Linked DNA regions of Homo sapiens: region 2 is linked to region 1. A link is an interaction called in ENCODE POLR2A ChIA-PET data of the cell type or tissue named here. Cell type or tissue: CD4-positive, alpha-beta T cell. All regions are shown on one strand. Each heading gives the region's core, and the rest is flanking DNA. Links, peaks and the distances in the headings are about the cores only.

Region 1 (8,144 bases), core at 1,228-6,227:
CCCCTCGACGCCTGGGCCGCCGCGCAACCGCACTGGAGCGGCTTCTCCCGCTGCCGTCTTCGCGCAGGTGCGTCGCCCTCTCTCCACGTCCACGGCGCCGAGTCTCGCCACGGTGGCGCAGGCGCCAGGGAGGTTCCCCGGCTTTGCCGCGCGGAGGAAGTCCCGGTTACGCAGAGCGCGCTGGGGCAGGGCTGACCTTCCCCTTTCTCTACTTCACTGGCCTCCTCCAGACGTGGTGGTTGCGCCCTTTCGGCCTCGCTTTCCGTTTTTTGGCTTCATCCCCTAGATCTGCAAACAGTTCCTCGTGTTTCTTCCGTTAGCCGGGAAACGCGAACTGCAGCGTTTGGGACCCGGGTTTGCGCGTGTGGAAAGCAAAAGGGGTTACTCTGCTGGAGTTCGACATTGCAAATAAAGGTCTTTATCCCCGGCGGTTCTACAAAATTAGTTCTGCAGGGATTCTGGTTGAAAGAAGCGTTAAAGTGGGCCTTGTAGGAGTCAGCAATAATCCAATTTTACATGGGTGCAGGTGGCTGCCTGTGTCTAGCGCTTTCACACATCTCATATCTTCATCCACGCCGTGGGTATTTTTTTTCCACGGTGTGTTTCTGTTGCTGCCTCCAGTATATTGCTTAATCATCCTACCTGGTAATTATTTATGCATTTTTCTCCTACTCTCGACTCAGCTCCTAGGGAATAAAAACACATTAACTTATCTTTGTGCCCACAGCACCCACCAAGTATTTCCATCACGTAATACTGCCTCTAGAAAGGCAGGAGGAGAAGCAGTCACGCTAAGGATCTAGGCAAGCCAGATCTTTTGTCCGGTTTTAGGAGGTGGCCAGCCCTTACTTATTCCACAAGTGTTTTTCCAGAAACTCAGACTTGATATTGCCTCAAGTCCAAGGCAGTGTGCTTCCCCCACTCACATATCACTAATAGTAGCTAACATTTGTTCAGATCCCTGTATGTACTCTGCCACTGTTTTAAATGTTACACCCGGGTTACCTCATTTAATCCTTACAACTGCCCTGTGAGGTAGGTACTATTATTATCTCTACTTTGTAGATGGGATTCACCGAGGCACAGACGGTTAAAAAACCTAGCCCAAATAACACAAATAAACAGCAGAGCATGCAGTGCTAGAGTCTGCATTCTTAACAATTGCTATATTCTCCCTCTCCGTGAATGTGGGCTGAGATGCTGAAACAGGCATGTGCTGTGGGGGAGAAAAAGCTTTGTCCAACCAAGTGCTTTCTAATGTCCAGATGACATAGAGCTAGGATTTCCTAATGTCTTTTTTCCCCTATTTTTCTCTCCATTTCAGGGTTGAGTTTGTGCATCGATTGTGAACACAACAGGCAGCAGGCTATAATGGTGGTCCTGGCTGGAGTAGTTTTCACAGACTTCAGTAATCTGTGGAGATGAACGGGCAGTTCTCTGTAGTTTTCACAGATCACTGCCAGTTCGTTTTGAGGCCTTCAGGAGTGAAGACCTGGCTCATCATCACTCTTTGTTGTTTTGTTAAATTTATTTACACCCTACTTTATTCCAGAGGAAAGGATTTAACGTAGTTTACATAAATGTGTACATCAGGGTAAATTAAAAATAAGTACAGAGAAAAATAGGACAAAAGAAAACCGTGAGTGTGAAAGATAAGATTAAGCCAGCAGTTTTGTATGCAAAATGCATGGTGTAAGGTCCTATTGGTTTGCTGGAGGTAGGCCACACATATGACTCTCAGTTTTCTAGCAACCAAGAAAAAGATCAGTTGCAATCGGAGTAGGTGTTTTGGCTAAGCTGGAACTAGGACTTGAATATAGCAGCTTGTAGAGTTATACCACTTGCCCAAATCTCTTCCATGAGCCTCTTTAAGTGTAACAGAATGCCTGGGAGCACGTAAATGCTCCTACTTAGATGCCTACTTAGCCTCTAATTTTCATGGGGCCCATGAATCCCATGAAAAAGAACTTTGAACCCTGTCCACAATTAGAGTTCAGGTATACGCAGACATGTTTAAAGACAAGGGACACCCAAAGGAAAGATTGCACAGAGAGAAAGTGAGCATCCGAGAGAAAATCACCACAAGTGAGGCAGAGGGAGGCCGGTCTCAGCAGAGTTTTGGAGGTCGTGAGAAGAAGAGGTAGGAGATAGGAGAGTGGTTCCGAGTACTTGCCTGCTGATGTTACCTTCTCCACCCCCACCAGGTTTTCCAGTGCCTGGAGTCTTGGGCAGGAATGGGCCACTGTAAGAAAGAGCTTTATCACTAGGGCCTCAGCCAACTTTTCTGTGGGATATCCCTCCAAAATAATTAAGAGTTCAGAATGCTTCAGATTTTGAAGTGAAACTGGTACATATATTAAGTGTTACTTAATAACCCGATAGTTTCTAGGGCAGCTCACCATAATCCCAAGTATTAGCCACCACCCTCACCCCCTTCAGAGTAAAATGTGTTTCCTGAAGGAAGTTGGGAAAATGAAGAAAAAAAATACAAAAATCACCTATAATCTTACCAGTCATAGATGGCAGTTTTCCTGTCTTATTTCTGAATAATGGTTGTTAAACATTTGCCAGCACACCATAAGGCTTAGGGAGGCATCTGGGTCATGCATGTTAATATCCTTGGGTAATTCCAGAAATCTCTATGAAGGGAAACTCCTGTTATTTATCTAGACTTCCTGATTGCAAGGGGTTTGGGCATCATGATTTAGGGGTCTTAATAAAATTATTATTTTATTTTTACTAATAGATAATGTCTGTGCCTATCAGATAAAGGCAAACCAGTGCTCAGAGGAACCCAACCATCTCTGAATTGAGACCAGAGAGCTGTCTCTATGGATAGTCCTTAGAGAAGGCATTTCGGAACACAGTAAACAGCAGCCTGGTGACTCCGGTTAGTAAACGCAGCAAAGACTTTCATAGGGATGTTTTTCTTATATGCCTGTCAGTATTAGCCAGTAGCCAATCTGGTGTGAAAGTGAGTAAGTTTAGGTAGCAAAATGTGGAGGGGGTGATATATAGTTTTTTGCTGCTCTGGCTTAATCCAAGATGACTTTTAAATGAATGAATCAACATTCATTGGGCTGTCCTTCCATAAATATGATTCTTCTCAATCAAGTGTTTAATAAGTCTTAAGTAGTGGTAAGTTGAAATTTTACTAGTTGTATCTGGAGGTCAGCCATTCTTTATATCGCATGCATTAAGCTTTTATAGTCAGCTCAATTCAAGAAAATTGGAAAACCAGACAAGGACATATATGCATCATTAGGAGGCCACCTCTCTCAATACAGAGCCAGGCCTAGGTGGTACAGCCAGGCAGGGCCAAGATTTGTTCTTAAGATTTAGTTTTGGTTTCATTTCATTATACATATGAGAATAGCCAAAATTATAGCTAAGCCATAAGGCATGTCCTCAGCCAGTTTAGTCCCCCAGAATTATAAGGCAAATATAAATAAATGCCTCCTTCCCTGCCCTTGGTCAGTAACCTCCCCGGTGGCCCCAACCAACTCTCTCTTCTCTCTCTCTCAGTTTGTCTTAAGCTAACTCCATAGTACATCCGTATCTTTCAAGATAAAGTGATTGAAAAATAAATGTCTAGTAATTGAAGGAGTTAACTGGCTATTTAGAACTGTTAACTATAAGGCAATTAAAGCTAGGTGAACAGCTACCACAAGTAATGACTATTTAATTGTTGAAGAGTTTATCTGTGGCCTTTTTTTCTTGTAATTAGATTACAGGGCCAGTTGCCTTTGTTACAATAAAAGCAAGTCATCTACACAGGTAAGAATGTTTCTCTTTTATTGCTCCCCCCTCCCCCCATCCTGCTCACTGAAATGGATACCAGGAAATAACTGTTTGATGAGGGAAAGTATACAATATGTGAATATTTGTTTCAAATGAAACAGTGTACTGTAAATGTTTTGTTTCTTGTTGCTCTGTTTCTCCTGTAGTATATCCAAATCACATATAATTCACCTTTTCAGTTGGAGGTTTACCGCTAAATGGCTTAATTTTTTTTCTTTTTTTGAGACAGAGCCTCACTCAGGCTGGAATACAGTGGCTCATTCACAGCTAACTGCAGCTTTGACATCTCAGGCTCAAGCAATCCTTCTGCCTCAGCCTCCGTAGTAGCTGAGACCATAGGCATGTGCCACCATGCCCGGCTATTTTTTTTTATTTTTAGTAGAGACAGGGTCTCGCTGTGTCAGGCTGGTCTCGAACTCCTGGGCTCAAGCAATCCTCCCACCTCGGCCTCCCAAAGTGCTGGGATTACAGGCATGAGCCACCGCACCTGGCCCTAACTGGTTTTTATGTCTCTGTTTCAATTGGGTTTTGGTAGATAAGACAAGGAAAGCATTACTTTTTTTATGTAGTTATAAAATGAGTAGCTTCTCATAATATATAAGACCACATTAAAATTAATAGCATATGTCTGTTAAAACTAAAGCCAAACTATTTGTGAGCTGTGAAATATATTCATCAGAGTTACATCCAACACCAATAGGTCTTTTATATAGGAAACACTGGTTAAATAGAATATTTATTAATTATTATTTAAATCTTGATTTAAACCAAATCCAGTCTATCATAATAAGTTCTTAATTGAAATGCTCTATGGTACTTGTTATTTAAGAAAACCTTACAGTGAATAGACCTCTGAAGCAAAAAGAATAATGAACCAATTAAGTATTTATGAAACACTTAGTGAGTTTGAGTCTGTGTTGAAGAAGGCATGACTTCCCAACTTTCAAGTTGTTTAATGACTATGTGGGAAAATGACCACAAAATGACTTGGATAGTGGGAAAAGCATTGGCTTGGAGGTGGGAGAACAAAGCAGCTGAATAACCTTAGACAATTCAATCTTTCTGAACCTTGGATTCATTACCTACAAAATGTGCCCATTAATAAATGATTTCCAAAGCTTCTTCTAGCTCAAACAAGTCTCTGATTCTAAGACATACAAATAAAACCCAAAATGTAACATAATATTGTACATGCCGTCCCCAGCTCAGGAACTGGACCAACTCCAAAGGGTCAATTGTTCGGAACATGGAATATATTTTCCCACAGAGACTGTGGTACAAATGGTGGTTAAACTCTCAGATCAGTCTGCAAAATCAATTTAGTCCTTAATGTAACTATAGAAGAGTGTCCATGGCAATATAGACTCTAGCCACCAATTATAACAGAGTTTATGGGGAATATTTATTGAGGATTCCTATTTGGCATGGCAGAAAACATCTCTCAGTGTTTTCTACTACCCTGAGCAATAGACGTGAAGACAAGTCTAGTTCCAATTTACAGACAGACCTGGACCCTATATGGGAGACAAAGGCTGGGCTGGCAGCATAGAGGGCAAGGGATGCTCTGATACCTTTGAATCCTTGGGGGGCGGGGGGGAGTGGGGGCAGGGCATGGTGGGCTGAGCACAGTTCATGACATCTTGGGGTTTGGTTGCCAGGAAGGAGCTGGCTCCCAAACCAAAGGATAGGGAATGTGAAGGCAGAAGGAAGAAAGGGAGTAAATATATTGTGCTGGGAACTTTTTTTAAAAAAGATACAATTACTTTTAATCTCACTTTGCGATTGAGGAAGTTGTGATCTAGAAAGGTTAAATTATGGCTGGGCTTGGTGACTCATGCGTGTAATCCCAGCACTTTGGGAAGCCGAGGCAGAAGGCTTGCGTGATCCCAGGAGTTCAAGACCAGTCTGGGCAACATAGCAAGGCTTCATCTCTACTAAAAAAATTCAAACTTGGCCAGTCCCTGTGGTATGCACCTGTAGTCCTAGCTACTCTGGAGACTGAGGCAGGAGGATCCCTTGAGCATAGGAGGTTGAGGATGTGTTGAGCTATGATCATGCCACTGTACTCCAGCCTGGGTGACAGAGCAATACCTGTCTCTAGAAAACAAAAACAAAGTTAAATTGCATTGATTTACTAGCAAAACGAGGACTTGAATCTCAATCTCTCCATCTCCTTCAGATTTTTACTCGAAAGCCTTCATACTGTGCAAGAGCCTACTCTTTTTGTCCCCTCTCCTTCCTGCACAAGAGCACCCTAGAACCCAGGGTCCCCATGCCCACCGTTATTCCTATTTTTCATTCTCTACTTTTCAGGGCAACCTGCTCAGCAATGAGCACAGCATTTTTCTGTTTTGCCCCTGTGTGTTTTAACGGTGCAGTCACCTCAAAGAATGACTTTATTGTTGCTAAAAAAAGGTTGCTCTCGCTCCTCATAGTCCAGTCCAGGTTTTAACAAACCACCCAGAGAATGTGATTGAGTGATCCCAAGCTCTAAGAACATTTAGGTACTTCTAGTAGTGACATTCCTATTAAGACAGAGCCCAGCTTGGCTGGGAGATCCAATGTCCCCATGCCCAGGTGACAGGCATTGCTCCTTTGTCAGAAAGGTTCCTGGCTGGAGGTTCATAAGTGTACCATGTGCTGGGAATTTTTACTGACATGATCACAATTAATCCCTCAGAAAATCCTGTGAAGTAAGTAGTTTCCCTTTTATAGATGTGGGAATGAATCAAGACTCAGAGGCTTTGACTTGTCTTTAGGCACCAGGTCAGTCCAATTCTAAAGCCCTGGCTGGAATACCCAGGCAGTGTGATTTAGAGATGCTGGGCTAGTTAGGTGGACTAGCTCTGGGACTCTGTTGTGAGAAAAAGTGAGTGGCGATGGGGTGGGGCAGCGGATGTAACTTGATGGCAAGGATTGTCAACTTACAGCAGGAAAATTTTGGGTGAGGAGGAGCAGAATATGGGTGGTTCTGGCAGCGAGACAGTCTTCAGGAATGAGAAGGAGAGGTCATCCCCAGCTACCTCCAGGAGAAAGGTAGGGAATGCCTTCCCTGCACATCTGAGGGGCTTCTTGGCCAGACAGACATTCACAATAAGCAACTCTCTTTTGTCCACATTCCTTTTTTAAAAATTTTTATTTTCGGTTTGGTGGTACATGTGAGGGTTTGTTACATAGATAAACACATGTCATCAGGGTTTGTTGTACATATATTACATCACCCAGGTATTAAGTTCAGTACCCACTAATTCTCTTTTCTGCTTCTCTCCCTCCTCCCACCCTCCCGCCTCAAGTAGACCTTAGTGCTTGTTTTCTTTTTTGTATTCGTAAGTTCTTATCATTTAGCTCCCACTTATAAGTAAGAACATGTGATATTTGGTTTTCTGTTTCTGAATTAGTTTGCTAAGGATGGTAGCCTCCAGCTCCATCCATGCATCCATGTTCCCTCAAAAGACATGATCTTGTTTTTTTTGTTGTAGTTGTTAGTTTGTTTTTGAGACAGAGTCTCCTTCTGTTGCTTAGGCTGGAGTGTAGTGCCATGATCTCGGCCCGCTGCGATCCCCACCTCCTGGGTTCAAGTGATTCTCCTGCCTCAGCCTCCTGAGTAGCTGGGATTACAGGCATCCGCCACCACGCCCGGCTAATTTTTGTGTTTTTAGTAGAGACAAGGTTTTGCCATGTTGGCCAGGCTGGTCTCGAACTCCTGATTTAAGATGATCCACTTGCCTTGGCCTCCCAAAGTGTTGGGATTACAGGCGTGAACCACCACACCTGGCTTGATCTTCTTCTTTTATGGCTGCATAATATTCCATGGGGTATATGTACCACATTTTCTTTATCCAGTCTGTCATTGATGGGCATTTAGGTTGATTCCATGTCTTTGCTATTGTGAACAGTGCTGCAATAAACATTCACATGCAAGTGTCTTTATGGTAGAATGCTTTATATTCCTCTGGGTATACACTCAGTAATGGGATTGCTGGAGTCTGCTTTTAACTCTTTGAGGAATCACCATACTGCTTTCCACAATGGTTGAATAAATTTACACTCCCACCAACAGTGTGTAAGGGTTCCCTTTTCTGCGCAACCGTACCAGCATCTGTTATTTTTTGACTTTTTGGTAATAGCCGTTCTGACGGGTATGAGGTGGTATCTCATTGTGGTTTTGATTTGCATTTCCCCAATGATCAGTGATATTGAGCTTTTTCTCTTATGCTTCTTGGCCACATGTATGTCTTCTTTTGAGAAGTGTCTAGATGTTCATGTCCTTTGCACACTTTTTAATGGGGTTGTTTTTCTCTTATAAATTTAAGATCCTTATAGATGCTGGATATTAGACCTTT
Region 2 (17,108 bases), core at 7,037-12,036, 1.4 Mb after region 1:
AACTGTCACCACAATCAGTTTTAGAACCCCAAAAAGAAACCCTGTACTCTTTACCAGTCACTCCCTATCTTCCGTCCACTAACCCCTGGCATCCACTAATTTACATGACCTCTATGAATTTGCCTATTCTGAACATTTTATAAATGGAATTCTAAATACACTACCTTTTATATCTGGATGCTTTTACTAAGCATGTGTATTTTTGAAATTGACTTTAAAGCTTGTTGGCCCCTGGAAGAGTAAATTACTCTCCACCCCAAGTATTCCCTCTACCCCTCAGCTTTGCCTGTAAGTTTCTTTTTAAAAAAATCACACATACATTGTTGTAGTAGATTTAAGAATAAGTATTTTGCTGACCCAAGGTTCTTTTGCTTCTTTCTAGATCAGTGCCTTGCAGGTTTTATTTTACAGAGCTTAATAGAATCAGAAATCTCTTTAAAACTCCAGTCTCATATCCAGTTATCACTCACCATCTCTGTGTTTGCAGCAATAGCCAGGCCTGGCCCAGAGGGACTTGATCTCCACTTTTGGTTTTTAGACTTTTCTGTGGCTTTTACCACCTGCTGTGTATCCTTGACCTCATACTGCTGGACTCCTTTGGATGGATACCAGCAGGATGGTTCAGGCTCCAGTGGGCACTTTTTAAAATTCTCTCCTTCTGTTCAGATAGACAGAGCTCAGGCAGATCACCAAGTCTGTTGCCTGTGTAACCAGGAAAGAGATGCTAGTTTTCTTTTAGGCACTCCCATTTGTTTCTGTTGGAACCTTCCTCACTTAGTTGATGGAAGGGAAGCAAAAGACCCAGAACTCCATCTCAAATTAATGACTTAACAATTCTTGAATTTTCTCTTATCTCCTAGTTAACTCTTTTTCTTATCTCCAGGAGGTCAGTTTTAATTATTGTTGTTTATTCATTTATTTTCATGGAGACAGGGTCTTACTGTGTTGTCCAGGCTGGCCTTGAACCCCTGGCCTCAAGGAATCTTTTCACCTCAGCCTCCCAAAGTGCTGGAATTACAGGCATGAGTCACCACACCCAGCCTGATATTTTTCAGTTGATGTATCATAGTTGTGCCTAAGCATAATTTTTTAATTTTAATTTTTTATTTTTGGGGACAGGGTCTCCCTCTGTCGCCCAGGCTGGAGTGCAGTGATGCGATCTCAGCTCACTGCAACCTCCACCTTCTGGGTTAAAGCGATTCTCCTGCCTCAGCCTCCCGAGTAGCTGGGACTACAGGTACCCACCATCACACCCGGCTAAATTTTTTGTGTGTATTTTAGTAGAGACGAGATTTCGCTGTGTTGCCCAGGGCGGTCTCGAACTCCTGAGCTCAGGCAATCCGCCTGCCTCGGCCTCCCAAAGTGCTGGGATTACAGGCATGAACCACCACGCCCGGCCAAGCGTAATATTTTTAAGGGTCATCAATGTTGTGTCATGAATCAATCAGTGTTTCGTTCTTTTTTATGGTTGAATAATATTCCATGGTATGGATTTGTCACATTTTGTTTATCCATTCATTAGTTGATAGACATTTTGGATTTCCACTTTTTTTTTTTTTTTTTGCTATTATAAATAGTGATACTATGTACAAATTTTTGTGTGGAAATATGTCCTCATATCTCTTGGTTATATACCAAAGAGTGGAAGTGCTGGGTCATATGGTAACTACGTGTTTAACATTTTGAGAAACTGCTAAACTGTTTTCCAAAGTTGCTGTACCGTCGTACATTCCTGCCAGCAATATATGAGGATGCCAGTTCCTTCACATGTTCACTACACTTATCCACCTTTTTTATAATAACTAATGGTGGGTGTGAGATGGTATCTCATTGTAGTTTTGATTTGTATTTCTCTGATGGCTAAATGGCTAATGATGTTTGAACTTTTTGTTTGAGACAGAATCTCACTCTGTCCAGATTCAAGCGATTCTCCTGCCTCAGCCTCCCTAGCAGCTGGGATTACAGGCACATGCCACCACACCCAGCTAATTTTTTGTATTTCTAGTAGAGACAGGGCATTACCATGTTGTTCAGGCTGGTGTCGAACTCCTGACCTCAAAGGATCCGCCTCCCTGGGCCTCCCAAAGTGCTGGATTACAGGCTAGAGCCACCATGCCAGGCCTTATGTTTGAACATCTTTTATGTGCTTATTGGACATTTGTGTATCTTCTTTGGAGAAATGTCTGTTCAAAGTCTTTGTCCATTTTTAATTGGATTGTCTTTTTGTCTTTTGATGTGTAAGAGTTCTTTATGTGTTTTGGATACAAGTTTGTTAGATATATGATTTGCAAATCTTTTCTCCAATTTTTGTGGACTTTTGCTTTCTTTTTTTGTTTTGTTTTTGTTGTTGTTGTTGTTGTTGTTGTTTTGGTCGGGGGACAGTCTTGCTCTGACCACCCAGGCTGGAATGGAGTGGCGCGATCTTGGTTCACTGCAACCTCTGCCTCCTGAGTTCAAGCTATCCTGCTTCAGCCTCCCGAGTAGCTGGGACCCAGGTGTGTGCCACCACTCCCAGCTAATTTTTTATTTTTAGTAGAGACCGGGTTTCACCATGTTGGCCAGGCTGGTCTTGAACTACTGACCTCAGGTGATCTGCCTGCCTCAGCCTCCCAAAGTGCTGGGATTACAGTCATGAGCCACTACACCCTGATTCTTTTTGCTGGCTTTCTTTCTTTTTTTTTCTTTTTTTTTTTGAGACGGAGTCTCGCTCTGTTGCCAGGCTGGAGTGCAGTGGCATGATCTCGGCTCACTGCAACCTCTGCCTCCCGGGTTCAAGCCATTCTCCTGCCTCAGCCTCCCGAGTAGCTAGGACTATAGGCACATGCCACCATGCGCAGCTAATTTTTGTATTTTTAGTAGAGACGGGGTTTCACCATGTTGGCCAGGATAGTCTCGATCTCTTGACCTCGTGATCCGTCCGCCTGGGCCTCCCAAAGTGCTAGGATTACAGACGTGAGCCACCACACTCAGCCTCTTTTTGCTTTCTTGATGGTGTCTTTTGAAACAAAAGTTTTTACTTTTGATAAAGTCCAATTTGTCTATTTTGTTTGTTTGTTTTTGTTAAGAAGCTTTGCCTAACCCAAAGTCACGAGAATTTTCTCTTAGGTTTTCTTCTAAGAGTTTTATAGTTTTAGCTGTTTCTGTGATCCATTTTGAGTGAATTTTTGTGAATGGTATGAGGGAGTGATCCAACTTCATTCTTTTGTGTGTGGATATCAAGTTGTCCCAGCACTATTTGTTTAAACCACTGTTCTTTTCCCCCATTGAATTATCTTGGCATCATTGTCAGAGATAAATTGACCGTAAATGTGAGGGTTTTATTTCTGAACTCTCAAGTCCATTTCATTGGTCTACATGTCCCTATGCCAGTAATACACTATCTTGGTTACTGTAGCTTTTTAGTACGTTTTGAAATGTTTTTAAAATTTGTTTTTCATCTAAATTTTAGGATTAATTTGTCAATTTCTGCACAAAAGGCACCTGGGTTTCTATAGGGGTTATGCAGAATCTGTAGATCAACTGGGGGAGTATTACAGGCATGAGCCACCGTGCCTGGCTGACTGAGTTTTTCATAGATGTACTCTATCAGGTTTAGGAAGTTCCCTTTTATTCCTAGGTTGTTGAGTCTATTTTATATTACTTTTTTAGAGACAGTCTTGCTCTGTCCCTCAGGCTGTAGCACAGTGGCTCAATCATAGCTCACTGCAGCCTTGAACTCCTAGGTTCAAGAGATCCGCCTGCCTCAGCCTTCTTAGTAGCTGGGATTACATGCATGCACCACCATACTGGGCTAATTTTTTAAAATTTTTTATAGAGACAGGGTCTTATTACTATGTTGCCCAGACTGGCATTGAGTCTTTTTATCATTAATGAGCACTGAATTTTGTCAAGTGCCTTTATAATACCTATTGTGATGATCATAGGGTTTTGTTCTTTAGTCTACCGATACGCTATATTGCATTAAGTGATTTTTTTGAATGTTAAACCAACCTTGCATTTTTTTGGTGTATAAGTCTTATTTGATCAATGTGTATTATCCTTTTATATGGTGCTGGATTTAGTTTGCTACTATTTTGTTGAGGATTTTTGTGTCTATATTCATAAGAGATATTGGTCTGTAGTTTCTTGTGATGTCTTTGTCTGGTTTTAGAATCAGGGTAATGCTGGCCTCATAGAATGAATTGGGAAGTGTTGTCTTCTTTTCTATGTGATGGGAGAGTTTGTGAATCATTGGTATTAATTTTTCTGTAAATGTTTGGTAGAATTCACAAATAAAGGCATCTGAGCCTGGGCTCTTCTTTGTGGGAAGTTTTTGGCTTTTTTTTTCTTTAAAAATTTTCATTGTGGCTGGGCATGGTGGCTCACGCCTGTAATCCCAGCACTTTGGGGGGCCAAGACGGGTGAATCACCTGAGGTCGGGAGTTTGAGACCAGCCTGAGCAACGTGGAGAAACCCCATCTCTACTAAAAATACAAAATTAGCTGGGCATGATGGTGCATGCATGTAATCTCAGCTAATTGGAAGGCTGAGGAGGGAGAATCACTTGAACCACGGAGGCAGAGGTTGCAGTGAGCCTAGATCGTGCCATTGTACTCCAGCCTGGGCAACAAGAGCAAAACTCTGTTTCAAGGGAAACAAAGTTTTCATAACATAAAAATTACCATCTTAGTCATTTCTTTTCTTTTTTTTTTTTTGTTGGAGACGGAGTCTTGCTCTGTCACCTATGCTGGAGTGCAATGATTGCAGTCTTGGCTCACTGCAACCTCTGCCACCTGGGCTCAAGAGATTCTCCTGCCTCAGCCTCCTGAGTAGCTGGGATTACAGGCATGCGCCACCATGCCCAGTTAATTTTTGTATTTTTAGTAGAGACGGGGTTTCTCCATGTTGACCAGGCTGGTCTCTAACTCCTCACCTCAAGTGATCCGCCCGCCTCGGCCTCCCAAAGTGCTGGGATTACAGGCATGAGCCACCACGCCCGGCCTTAAAAATTTTTTTAATGTACAGTTGAGTAGTATTTAATACATTCACATTGTTGTGTACCCAGTTTCCAGAACTCTTCATCCTACAGAACTGAAACTCCATACCCATTAAATGAGTCCCCATTCTCTTTCCCCCAGCTCATGGCAAACAGCATTCTATTTTCAGTCTCTATGAATTTGATTAGTTTAGATACTTCATACTGTAAGTGGAATCATATGGTATTTGTCTTTTAGTGACTGCCTAATTTAAAAAAAATTTTTTTGAGACGGAGTCCTGCTCTGTCGCCCAGGCTGGAGTGCAGTGGCACCATCTCTGCTCACTGCAACCTCCACCTCCCAGGTTCAAGTGATTGTCCTGCCTCGGCCTCCCACGTAGCTGGGATTACAGGTGCTCGCCACAACACCCGGCTAATTTTTGTATTTTTAGGTAGAGACTGGGTTTCACCATGTTGGCCAGGCTGGTCTCGAACTCCTGACCTCAAATTATCCACCTGCCTTGGCCTCCCAAAGTGCTGGGATTACAGGCGTGAGCCACTGTGCCCAGCCTCCATGTTGTTTTTCACAACACCTGTATCATTTACATTTCCACCAACAGTACACAAGAATTTCAGTTTCTCCACATCCTTGCTAGCAGTTGTTATTATCTGTTTTTTTTTAATGGTTTCTTTTTTCCTTTTTCTTTTTTTTTTTTTTTGAGACGGTCTTATTCTTGCTCATGCTGGAGTGCAGTGGTGCAATGTGATAGCTCACTGCAGCCTCAACCTCTGGGCTCAAGCAGTCCTGCCACCTCAGCCTCCACATAGGTGGGACTGCAGGTGTGCACCACCACTTGTGGCTAATTTAAAAAATTTTTTCGTAGAGACAGAGTCTCACAGTGTTACCCAGGCTGGTCTTGAACTTCTGAGCACAAGTGATCCTCCCACCTCAGCCTCCCAAAATAATGAGATTAGAGACATGAGCCAACATGCCCAACCAGTTTTGTTTGTTTGTTTTGTTTTGTGTTTTTGAGACAGAGTCTCACTCTATTGCCCAGGCTGGAGTGCAGCGGCATGATCTCAGCTCACTGCAACCTCCGCCTCCCAGGTTCAAGTGATTCTCATGCCCCAGCCTCCTGAGAAGCTGGGATTACAGGTGTACCACCACACCCAGTTATTTTTGTATTTTTAGTAGACATGGGGTTTTGCCATGTTGGCCAGGCTGGTCCCGAACTCCTGACCTCAAGTGATCTGCTCCCCTCAGCCTCCCAAGGTGCTAGAATTAAGTTTTTCTTTCTTTCTTTCTTTCTTTTTTTTTTTTTTTTTGAGACAGAGTCTCACTCTGTCACCCAGGCAGGAGTGCAATGGCACGGTCTTGGCTCATTGTAACCTCTGCCTCCCAGATTCAAGTAGTGATTCTCCTGTCTCAGCCTCCCAAGTAGCTGGGATTACAGGCATGCACCACCACGCCCAGCTAATTTTTTGTATTTTTAGTAGAAACGGGGTTTCACCATGTTGGTCAGGCTGATCTCAAACTCCTGACCCCAAGTGATCCACCCGCCTTGGCCTCCCAAAGTGTTGGGATTACAGGCGTGAGCCACTGTGCCTGGTTTTATTTTTATTATTATTATTTTTAATAGTTCCTATTCTAATGGGTATGAGGTAGTGAGGTGGGTGGTTGTGGTGTTTTTATGAATGTTTAATTGGAAATGGGTGGCCATTGTGTGCAGGAAAAACCTCCTAAATTGTGTCAAACTCCTGGAAAATGAAATATCATTCCAGTTGCAAGAATATCTTTTTTTTTTTTTTTTTTTTTTTAAGACAGAGTCTCACTCTGTCACCAGGCGGGAGTGCAGTGGCACGATCTCGGCTCACTGCAACCTCCGCCTCCTGGTCCGCCTCCCGGGTTCAAGTGATTCTTCTGCCTTAGCCTCCCAAGTAGCTGGGACTACAGGCGCGTGCCACCACTCCTGGCTAATTTTTTTGTATTTTTAGTAGAGATGGGGTTTCACCATGTTGGCCAGGATGGTCTCAATCTCTTGACCTAGAGATCCGCCTGCCTCGGCCTCCCAAAGTGGTGGGATTACAGGGGGGTCACCGTGCCCAGCCACAAGAAGATCTTGAGCATGTGAATGATCAGAAATGATTTAGCCTATGTAGGCACTAGGCCAGGTAGTGAAATTCAGGGAAAATAATTCAGATGCTTCTGAGCTATCACTTATGAACTAAGAAACAGCTTAAAGCCATTATAGTGTGTTTCCTGAAGATGAAAGCATATGGTAAGATGAAATAGTGATTATTTTTTAAAAATTACTACTCCAGAAAGGAAAAGTTTACTAATTTTTATTACTAAAGTTTACTGTTGGTGGGTGCGGTGGCTCACACCTGTAATCCCAGCACTTTGGGAGGCCGAGGCAGGCGGATCACCTGAGGTCAGGAGTTCGAGACCAGCCTGACCAATATGGTGAAACCCCATCTCTGCTAAAAATAAAAAATTAGGCCGGGCGCGGTGGCTCATGCCTGTAATCCCAGCACTTTGGGAGGCCGAGGCAGGTGGATCACGAGGTCAGGAGATTGAGACCATCCTGGCTAACACGGTGAAACCCCGTCTCTGCTAAAAATACAAAAATCAGCCGAGCGTCTTGGCAGGCACCTGTAGTCCCAGGTACTCAGGAGTTTTGAGACGGGAGAATGGCGTGAACCCGGAAGGCGGAGCTTGAAGTGAGCCGAGATTGCGCCGCTTCAGTCCAGCCTGGACGACAGAGTGAGACTCTGTCTCTAAAAAAATAAATAAATAAAAATAAAAAATTAGCTGGGTGTGGTGGCACGCACCTGTACTCCCAGCTACTCGGGAGGCTGAGGCAGGAGAATTGCTTGAACCCGGGAGATGGAGGTTGCGGGGAGCCAAGATTGCGCCACTGCACTCCAGCCTGGCGACAGAGTGAGACTCTTTCTCAGAAAAAAATATGATAATTAAAAGTTGAGACGTTCTTCGCCGAGAGTGGTCGGGGTTTCCTGCTTCAACAGTGCTTGGACGGAACCCGGCGCTCGTCCTGCACCCCGGCCGGCCGCCCATAGCCAGCCCTCCGTCACCTCTTCACCATGCCCTCGGACTGCCCCAAGGCCCCCGCCGCAGCTCCAGCGCCGCGTAGCCACCACTGCCGCTGCCGCCGCCTCTCCTTAGTCGCCGGCATGACGACCGCGTCTACCTCGCAGGTGCGCCAGAACTACCACCAAGACTCAGAGGCCGCCATCAACCGCCAGATCAACCTGGAGCTCTACGCCTCCTCCATTTACCTGTGCGTGGCTTACTACTTTGACAGCGATGATGTGGCTTTGAAGAACTTTGCCAAATACTTTCTTCACCAATCTCATGAGGAGAGGGAACATGCTGAGAAATTGATGAAGCTGTAGAACCAACGAGGTGGCCGAATCTTCCTTCAGGATATCAAGAAACCAGACTGTGCGGGGAGAATGCGATGGGAGAGCGGGCTGAATGCGATGGATTACATTTGGAAAAAATTGTGCATTTTGCATTACATTTGGAAAAAAATGTGAATCAGTCACTACTGGAACTGCACAAACTGGCCACTGACAAAAATGACCCCCATTTGTGTGACTTCATTGAGACACATTACCTGAATGAACAAGTGAAGGCCATCAAAGAATTGGGTGACCACGTGACCAACATGCACGAGATGGGAGCGCCCGAATCTGGCGTGGCAGAATACCTCTTTGACAAGCACACCCTGGGAGACAGTGATAATGAAAGCTAAGCCTCAGGCTAATTTCCCCATAGCCATAGGGTGACTTACCTTGTCACCAAGGCAGCGCATGTATGTTGGGGTTTCCTTTACCTTTTCTATAAGTTGTTCCAAGACACCCACTTAAGTTCTTTGATTTGTACCATTCCTTCAAATAAATAAATTTGGTACCCTCCCCCCCCCCAAAAAAAAAATGTACTGTGGGCTGGCGTAGTGGCTCATGCCTAAATCTCAGCACTTTGGGAGGCTGAGGCGGGAGGATCACCTGAGGTCGGGAGTTTGAGACCAGCCTGGGCAACATGGTGAAACCCCGTGTCTACTAAAAATATAAAAACTAGCCAGTCATGGTGGCACACACCTGTAATCCCGGCTACTTGGGAGGCTGAGGCATGAGAATCACTTGAACCTGGGCTGCGGAGGTTGTAGTAAGCTGAGATCATGCCACTGTACTCCAGCCTGGGTGACAGGGAGACATTCTCTCTCTCAAAAAAAAAAAAAAAAAAAAAAAACAAAACAAACCAACAAAACAAAGTAATCCAGGAACAACAACATGATGAAGGACTGCATGCAGGACTCAGTGATGGATGGTGGAAGACAGCCAGGAAGTTAAGCATGACTCTGGTATTAAGTGTTGTCTGGGAGAGTTAAGATTCCATTTACAGAAATAAGACCTGTAGGGGAAGCTCTTGATTTTTTTTTTTTTGCAGACTGCTGATTTCCTGATTACATGTGTTAAGTTTGAGGTATAGAGAGAAAGAACATCCTGGCCGGGTGCAGTGGCTCACACCCGTAATCCCAGCACTTTGGGAGGCCAAGGTGGGCAGATCACGAGGTCCAGGAGATCGAGACCATCCTGGCCAACATGGTGAAACCCCGTCTCTACTAAAAATACAAAAATTAGCTGGGCGTGGCGGCGCGTGCCTGTTATCCCAGCTACTCAGGAGGCTGAGGCAGGAGAATTGCTTGAACCCGAGAGGCAGAGGTTGTGATGAGCCGAGATCGCGCCACTGCACTCCACCCTGGCAACAGAGCTAGACTCTGTCTCAAAAAAAAAAAAAAGAAAGAAAAAAAGAACATCCTGTAGAAACAGGCAGTCAGAGGTATAGAACTACACAGAATCCAAGAGATCTTTCAAGAAAAGTGACATGCAGCAAGAGAAACTATCAAGGGGGTAAACAACCTATAGAATGGGAGAAAATATTCACAAAGTATACATCCAACAAAAGTCTAATATCCAAAATCTATAAGGAACCTAACAAGCAAAAAGCAAATAACCCCCTTAAAAAGTGGGCAAAGGACATGAACAGATACTTCTCAAAAGACGTACATGTGGCCCACAAACATGAAAAAACGCCCATTTCTAATCATCAGACAAATGCAAATTAGAACCACAAAGAGATACCATCTCACACCAGTCAGAACAGCTTTTGTTAAAATGTCAAAAAATGAGAAACGTTGGTGAGGCTGCAGAGGAAAGCAGACACTTGTACACTGTTGGTGAAGGTGTAAATTAATTTAGCGTAGGCACAGTCAGTTTGGAGATTTCTCAGAGAACTAAGAGTGGAACTACCATTAGACCCAGCAATCTGATGGCTGGATATACGGCCAAAGGAAAATAAATCATTCTGCCAAAAGAACATATGTACCTGTATGTTCATTGTGGCACCATTCACAATAGCAAAAACATTGAATCAACTCATGTGCCCATCAGTGGCGGACTAGAAAAGAAAAGAAAATATGGTACATAGCCATCATGGAATACTATGCACCCATTAAAAATAATGAAATAATGTCTTTGCAACAACATGAATGTAGCTGGAGGGCATTATCCTAAGCAAACTAACACAGAAACAGAAAACCAAATACTGCGTGTTCTCACGCAGTGAGAGTGGGAGCTGAACATCAAGTACACATGGATGTAAAGATGGCAACAATAGACATGGGTCTACTAGAGGTGGTGGTGCGGCAGGGTGGGGGTGGGGGTTGTGTGGCAGAGGAACAGCTGAAAAACTACCTATTTGATACTATACCCAGCACCTGGGAAACGGGTTCAGTCATACCCCAAACCTCAGCATCACACAGTATACCTTTCTAACAAACTTACACATGTATTCTGTGATTCTAAAATAAACATTGAAAAATAAAAAAAAAACTGACATGGTTTGTACTGTTTAATCTGACATAATGGCTAGGGGAAATGAAGTCTGCAGAATGGCTGTTTACGGATGTTGTTGTTGTTGTTGAGATGAGGTCTCACTATGTTGCCCAGGCTTGAACTCCTGGCCTCAAGCAGTCCTCCTGCCTTGACCTCCCAAAATGTTGAGATTACATGCATGAGCCATTGCCAAAACGGCTATTTGGATTGCTGTTAAGGTTATTACATTCTCTGTGTAGTAAGACCTTGAAGGAGAAGGATTTGAGATCAGGAGTTTAAGAAAAAATGTTAATCTAGGAAGAGAGGATAATTTCTGTGTTTGGCCAGTTGCAATGGCTCACGCCTGTAATCCCAGCGTTTTGGGAGGCCGAGCTGGGCAGATCACTTGAGCTCAGGAGTTTGAGAAGAGCCTGGGCAACATGGTGAAGCCCCGTCTCTACTGAAAATACAAAAATTGGCTGGGCGTGGTGGCAGGTGCCCACTGTAATTTCAGCCACTCAGGAGACTGAGGCAGGAGAATTGCTTGAACCTGGAAAGTGGAGGATATGGTGAGCCTAGATCGCGCCACTCTACTCCAGCCTGGGAGACTCCATCTCAAAAAAAAAAGAAAACAAGATGCTGAAATGAAGTAATTACCACAGTCAATGTGATCCTATAACTTTGTTTTGTTTTAGAGATGGGGTCTCCCTCTGTCACCCAGGCTGGAGTGCAGTGGTGCATCATAGCTTTCTGCAGCCTCCACCTCCTGGGCTCAGGTGGTCCTCTTGCCTCAGTGTTCCGAGTAGTTAGGACTGACTGCAGGTGCATGCTGCTATGCCTGGCTAACTTTAAAATTTTTTTGTAGAGGCGGGGTCTTGCTATGTTGCCTAGGCTGGTCTCCAACTCCTGATCTCAATCAGTCCTCCTGCCTACCTTCCCAGAGCGCTGGGATTACAGGTGTGAGCCATCGCACCTAGCCAATCTCATAACATTTTATGACTAGCAAACTTAGTAGTTCTGATTCAGGCATAAATCAGTTGGTGGGGTTATACAAGGTTGGGTGAGTTTTTCTAGATTTCTAAGAGACCATGTTGAAATACTTGGCTCTGTCTCAGTAAGGGATAGAGAGAAGCAAAGGTGTGGGTAAAGGTTATGAGCAGACATGTAAAGGGGGCAAATTAAAGTGTTTAGGGAAGGTGAAACAGTTCCAAATCATAATATAGATCCCAAGCCTCACCAAGAAGTGAAGGAGAGGGTAATTGTGCGATAGTTCTCAGGACTGAGACCTCAAGGTGTAAGACGAATCTTTATTGTGGGTGGTCCTCTTTGAGAAAAAGAACAAAAAAGAAAAATGTGAAATGGGTGCTAAATTTCAGAGCAGAATATACATATATGTGTATGTGTGTGTGTATATATATATATATTTTTATGTAGCAAATTCCAGTTTACAAAGGGCTTTTATGTGTTTTGCATCATTACAACAGTTCTGTGATGATGTGGATGTGGTGGATATTGTAATTCCACATCACAGAGGATAAAATTGAGGCACACCATAAGGTAGCTGACCAGAGATCATGCAGTATATGGTAGAATGGCAACTTGAGGCCAGTTCTTAGGTGTGTTTGTTGTCCTTATTCAGAATGGAACAATGTGGTTTATTGTACAAAAATTTAAAAATGAATGTCGAAAAGTAGAAATTATTACCCAAATCTCACCCTCTGTGGTTGTTTGCTATGTGATCTTCCAGACTCACATATACATGTAGATAATTTTTTTTTTTTTTTTTTGAGACGGAGTCTTGCTCTGTCGCCCTGGCTGGAGTGCAGTGGCGCAATCTCGGCTCACTGCAGGCTCTGCCTCCTGGGTTCACGCCATTCTCCTGCCTCAGCCTCCCAAGTAGCTGGGACTACAGGCGCCCACCATCACCTCCAGCTAATTTTTTGTATTTTTAGTAGAGACGGGGTTTCACCATGTTAGCCAGGATGGTCTCGATCTCCTGACCTCATGATCCGCCTGCCTGGGCCTCCCAAAGTGCTGGGATTACAGGAGTGAGCCACTGTGGCCGTCCTCACATGTAGATACTTTTTTAACTTTTTGCTTTTAACCACTTAAGATATTGTGAACTCATTTCCAAATTAACATATATTTGCTTTTAACAGCTACATTTCCACTGGAGTTACGTACCATTTGTAATCTATTCCTGGAAATTTAGATGGTTACAACTGTTTTTTATTTTATTTATTTATTTATTTAGAGACGGAGTCTGACTCTGTCACCCAGGCTGGAGCGCAGTGGTGTGATCTTGGCTCACTGCAACTTCCACCTCCGGGGTTCAAGTGATTCTCCTGCCTCACCCTTCCGAGTAGCTGGGACTACGGGCGCACACCACCACGCCTGGCTAATTTTTGTATTTTTAGTAGAGACGGGGTTTCACCATGTTGGCCAGGATGGTATTGATCTCTTGACTTCATGATCTGCCGGCCTTAGCCTCCCAAAGTGCTGGGATTACAGGTGTGAGCCACCACGCCTGGCCTCAACTGTTTTTTATTATAAATAATGCTGTAGGCCGGGCGCGGTGGCTCACTTATGTAATCCCAGCACTTTGGGAGACTGAGGCGGGTGGATCCCGAGATCAGGAGATCGAGACCATTCTGGCTAACAAGGTGAAACCCCGTCTCTACTAAAAATACAAAAAATTAGCCGGGTGTGGTGGTGGGTGCCTGTAGTCCCAGCTACTTGGGAGGCTGAGGCAGGAGAATGGCGTGAACCTGGGAGGCGAAGCTTGCAGTGAGCAGAGATCGCACCACTGCCCTCCAGGCTGGGCGACAGAGCGAGACTCCGTCTCAAAAAATAATAATAAATAAATAAATAAATAAAGCTGTGTACAGCCTGGCCAACACTTTGGGAGGCCGAGGCAGGCAGATCACAAGGTCAGGAGTTCGAGACCAGCCTGACCAACATGGTGAAACCCCATCTCTACTAAAAATACAAAAGTTAGCCGGGCATGGTGGCACATGCCTGTAATCTCAGCTATTCAGCAGGCGGAGGCAGGAGAATCGCTTGAACCCACGAGGCGGAGGTTGCAGTGAGCCAAGATCGCGCCACTGCACTCCAGCTTGGGTGACAGGGCGAGACTCTGTCTCAAAAAAAAAAAGAAGAAAAAATCCTTTATTCTGGTTTTCCCGTAGCTTCCACAGATCCAAAAGGGTCAGGTTTATTTCCAGTAGCCAAATATTCTGCCATCTGGACTGAGATATCTCCTAGGTTGAGGTTATTATAGAGGTAGTAACCTGATTCTTTCTTCCTTTTCTCCTTCCCCTTTCCTCCTTTGCCTCCCTCCTCTTTTCTTCCTCTGTATTTATTTTATCATTCCTTCTTCCTTTCTTATTTCTAGGCCATATAGGCCAGCCAGGGAAAGGTTAGTAAGGGGTGACATTGATCCCTATGACCTGAGGAATATTCTTCGACCTTGAGACATGCCGATTATGCTCTTCTTTTCCTAGGATGCTCACAACTGTATTCCTGAGCTGGACAGTGAGACAGCCATGTTTTCTGTCTACGATGGACATGGAGGTAACTTTAACAGATCATATTGGTAACATTCTAGGACCCCAATTCCAGACGTTCCAGGGCAAGAACAGGTCCCTTTGTTCATTTACTTTCCAGGGTCTGGCCCTCATTATCATTTCCTGCGTGGTGCTGTTTTTCTGTATTCTGTCATTCTTTTTTCCCAGTAGGTACTGTATTGGTTTATAATCTCACCAGGACTTGTTTTAATCCAAAGAGCCTCTATCTTTTTTTATTTTTATTTTTTAAAATTTTTAGGCTGGGCACGCGGTAGGTCACACCTGTAATCCCGGCACAGTGGATCACGAGGTCAGGAGTTCGAGACCAGCCTGACCAATATGGTGAAACCCCATCTCTACTAAAAATACAAAAATTAGCTGGGCGTAGTGGTGGGCGCCTGTGGTCCCAGCTGCTCGGAAGGCTGAGGCAGGAGAATCGCTTGAACCTGGGAGGTGGAGGTTGCAGTGAGCCAAGACCATGCCACTGCACTCCAGCCTGGGCAACAGAGCAAGACTCTTGTCTTAAAAAACAAAAAAGTGTACCCAGTTGAGCTGATTCTTTATCTTTTTTTCACTGGAGAACTAAGTATACAGGTGAGAAAAGACGAGATATTTATACCCGAGAGAATTGATGGTGAAATCCATTTTTTTGGATCAGAACTTCCCCAAACAGTGTCCTTCAAATAGGGTTCAGGGGTGCTAAGATATTTATCCCCTCAACCCTTGGGGTTCACTCCAGTATGGCATATAAATATTGTATCACTTTCTATGTGTGGGGAGCAGTGCTCCAGGTGACCTTCCTTCCTTTCCTTCTAGGGGAGGAAGTTGCCTTGTACTGTGCCAAATATCTTCCTGATATCATCAAAGATCAGAAGGCCTACAAGGAAGGCAAGCTACAGAAGGTCTGTCTGCTTACACCGCCCATTCCTCACTTGTGTAGGCTTTTCCCTTGTTCTCTAGCCCTTGGGCTTTTCCTTTCTTTTTGTCCTCTAGCTGCTGCTGCTTATTTACTCTTGAAGAATTCTGTTCCTAAAACGAGCTTATTGGCCGCCTTTTAGACTTGCCTTATTATTCCTAGGCCTCTGAGCTGTTTTTATCTGTGAGTGTCTCTTAGTGTGGTGGCTCACACTCTTAATTTGTATTCCATCCTTGTGCTCAGGATTGTATATAGGGAGTTCATTTTGTACTAGTCTTAGACTATTTTGCTTATATTCAGGCTTTAGAAGATGCCTTCTTGGCTATTGACGCCAAATTGACCACTGAAGAAGTCATTAAAGAGCTGGCACAGATTGCAGGGCGACCCACTGAGGATGAAGATGAAAAAGAAAAAGTAGCTGATGAAGATGATGGTGAGTGTGGCATCCCTTGTTTGAGGGGAAATCAGCATTTTAAGAAATATTCTTTAATATTACTTATCAATTCTAAGATAGGATGGCTTTCTAGGGACCTGGGGAGTCCTTATGTTAAAGAAACCTATGATGTTCTCCTGCATTGTATGTGGTTATGAAAAGGAGGGAGAGAATTATCTTCGTTGAGTGGCATCTGAGCTGTAAGCATTGTATATACATTATCTTTTGTCATTGTGATGGGGTCTTCCTGGTTCCTGCTAGTATTTATGTGCTTTTTTTTCCCCTCAAGACTGGAGCAGTTATTAGCCCCAATAGCCAATCATTAAGCCTAAATCCTAATTCACAGTAGCATTGTGGGCTTCCTGGATCCTCAGCCAGAATAGGGTTTTTACAACTTAACAATAAAAAATGAGACGTCAGAGGGGAAGTATAGTAACTAGTGTTGTTTTGATTAAGAAGGGGATGAAACACAAAAACCAAAAGAAGTCTGTGGAGGAGGAGGAGCTAGGGCATGTTCTTCTGAGACTTGAGCGAGAGGAACCTTGGGAGTGGGAGGTTGTGGGGAAGTTAGAGGCTGCAAGGGCTGTTGAGGTAGTGAGAGGGACGGATCCCATGAGGAGTCTGGCATGGGGGCTCTGATTTAGCCTCTTCCCTGCAGTGGACAATGAGGAGGCTGCACTGCTGCATGAAGAGGCTACCATGACTATTGAAGAGCTGCTGACACGCTACGGGCAGAACTGTCACAAGGGCCCTCCCCACAGCAAATCTGGAGGTGGGACAGGCGAGGAACCAGGGTCCCAGGGCCTCAATGGGGAGGCAGGACCTGAGGACTCAACTAGGGAAACTCCTTCACAAGAAAATGGCCCCACAGCCAAGGCCTACACAGGCTTTTCCTCCAACTCGGAACGTGGGACTGAGGCAGGCCAAGTTGGTGAGCCTGGCATTCCCACTGGTGAGGCTGGGCCTTCCTGCTCTTCAGCCTCTGACAAGCTGCCTCGAGTTGCTAAGTCCAAGTTCTTTGAGGACAGTGAGGATGAGTCAGATGAGGCGGAGGAAGAAGAGGAAGACAGTGAGGTAAGGGCCTGTGAGGGCAGGCAGATGCTGAAGTTGCAGAGAGGTCCTGTTTGGTTGCCGTCTGTAGTTTTCAACTCTCTTTCCTTCTCCTATTTTGACATCATCCCCCAAGACCCACTGTATTCTAAGCTTTAGTCTTGAATTCATTGAGCTCCATCATCACAGGTACCATTTGCCTTTTTACCTCTTCCTTTGTTGGTACTATAACAAGCAGATCTAGTTCTGGCTTTTCAGAGTCTGTCTCCTAGAGAGAGAACAAGGAGATAG

Evidence for each region. Peaks named below come from ENCODE experiments on the same cell type or tissue, not always from the same donor. Only the 100,000 strongest peaks of a DNase experiment are listed, where the experiment ranks them.
Region 2: POLR2A ChIA-PET joins it to region 1 with 6 read pairs; 1 of 35 experiments calls an interaction of 5 or more read pairs at or near these places.

Annotation. Positions count from the first base shown.
Region 1 is chr2:28,743,566-28,751,709 of GRCh38, reverse strand. PPP1CB-DT (PPP1CB divergent transcript) reads left to right here. Exons shown (of 5, transcript XR_007086259.1): 1 at 1-67; 2 at 1,325-2,890; 3 at 3,728-3,777. It also overlaps a transcript of PPP1CB not described here. Among named protein-coding and RNA genes, the nearest start is that of PPP1CB-DT, 4.1 kb to the left of the region's middle. RefSeq lists a silencer at 1-127 and enhancers at 258-467, 3,379-3,458. In CD4-positive, alpha-beta T cell, for the core only: no CTCF peak of the experiment used is centred there; DNase peaks (open chromatin) are centred at 3,319 and 3,819; H3K4me3 peaks cover 678 bases; H3K27ac peaks cover 2,861 bases.
Region 2 is chr2:27,384,406-27,401,513 of GRCh38, reverse strand. It overlaps PPM1G (protein phosphatase, Mg2+/Mn2+ dependent 1G), which reads left to right. Exons shown (of 10, transcript NM_177983.3): 2 at 14,356-14,425; 3 at 15,235-15,320; 4 at 15,635-15,767; 5 at 16,426-16,841. It also overlaps the pseudogene FTH1P3. Among named protein-coding and RNA genes, the nearest start is that of ZNF513, 12 kb to the right of the region's middle. RefSeq lists an enhancer at 5,709-6,210. In CD4-positive, alpha-beta T cell, for the core only: no CTCF peak of the experiment used is centred there; DNase peaks (open chromatin) are centred at 9,765 and 10,093; H3K27ac peaks cover 1,551 bases.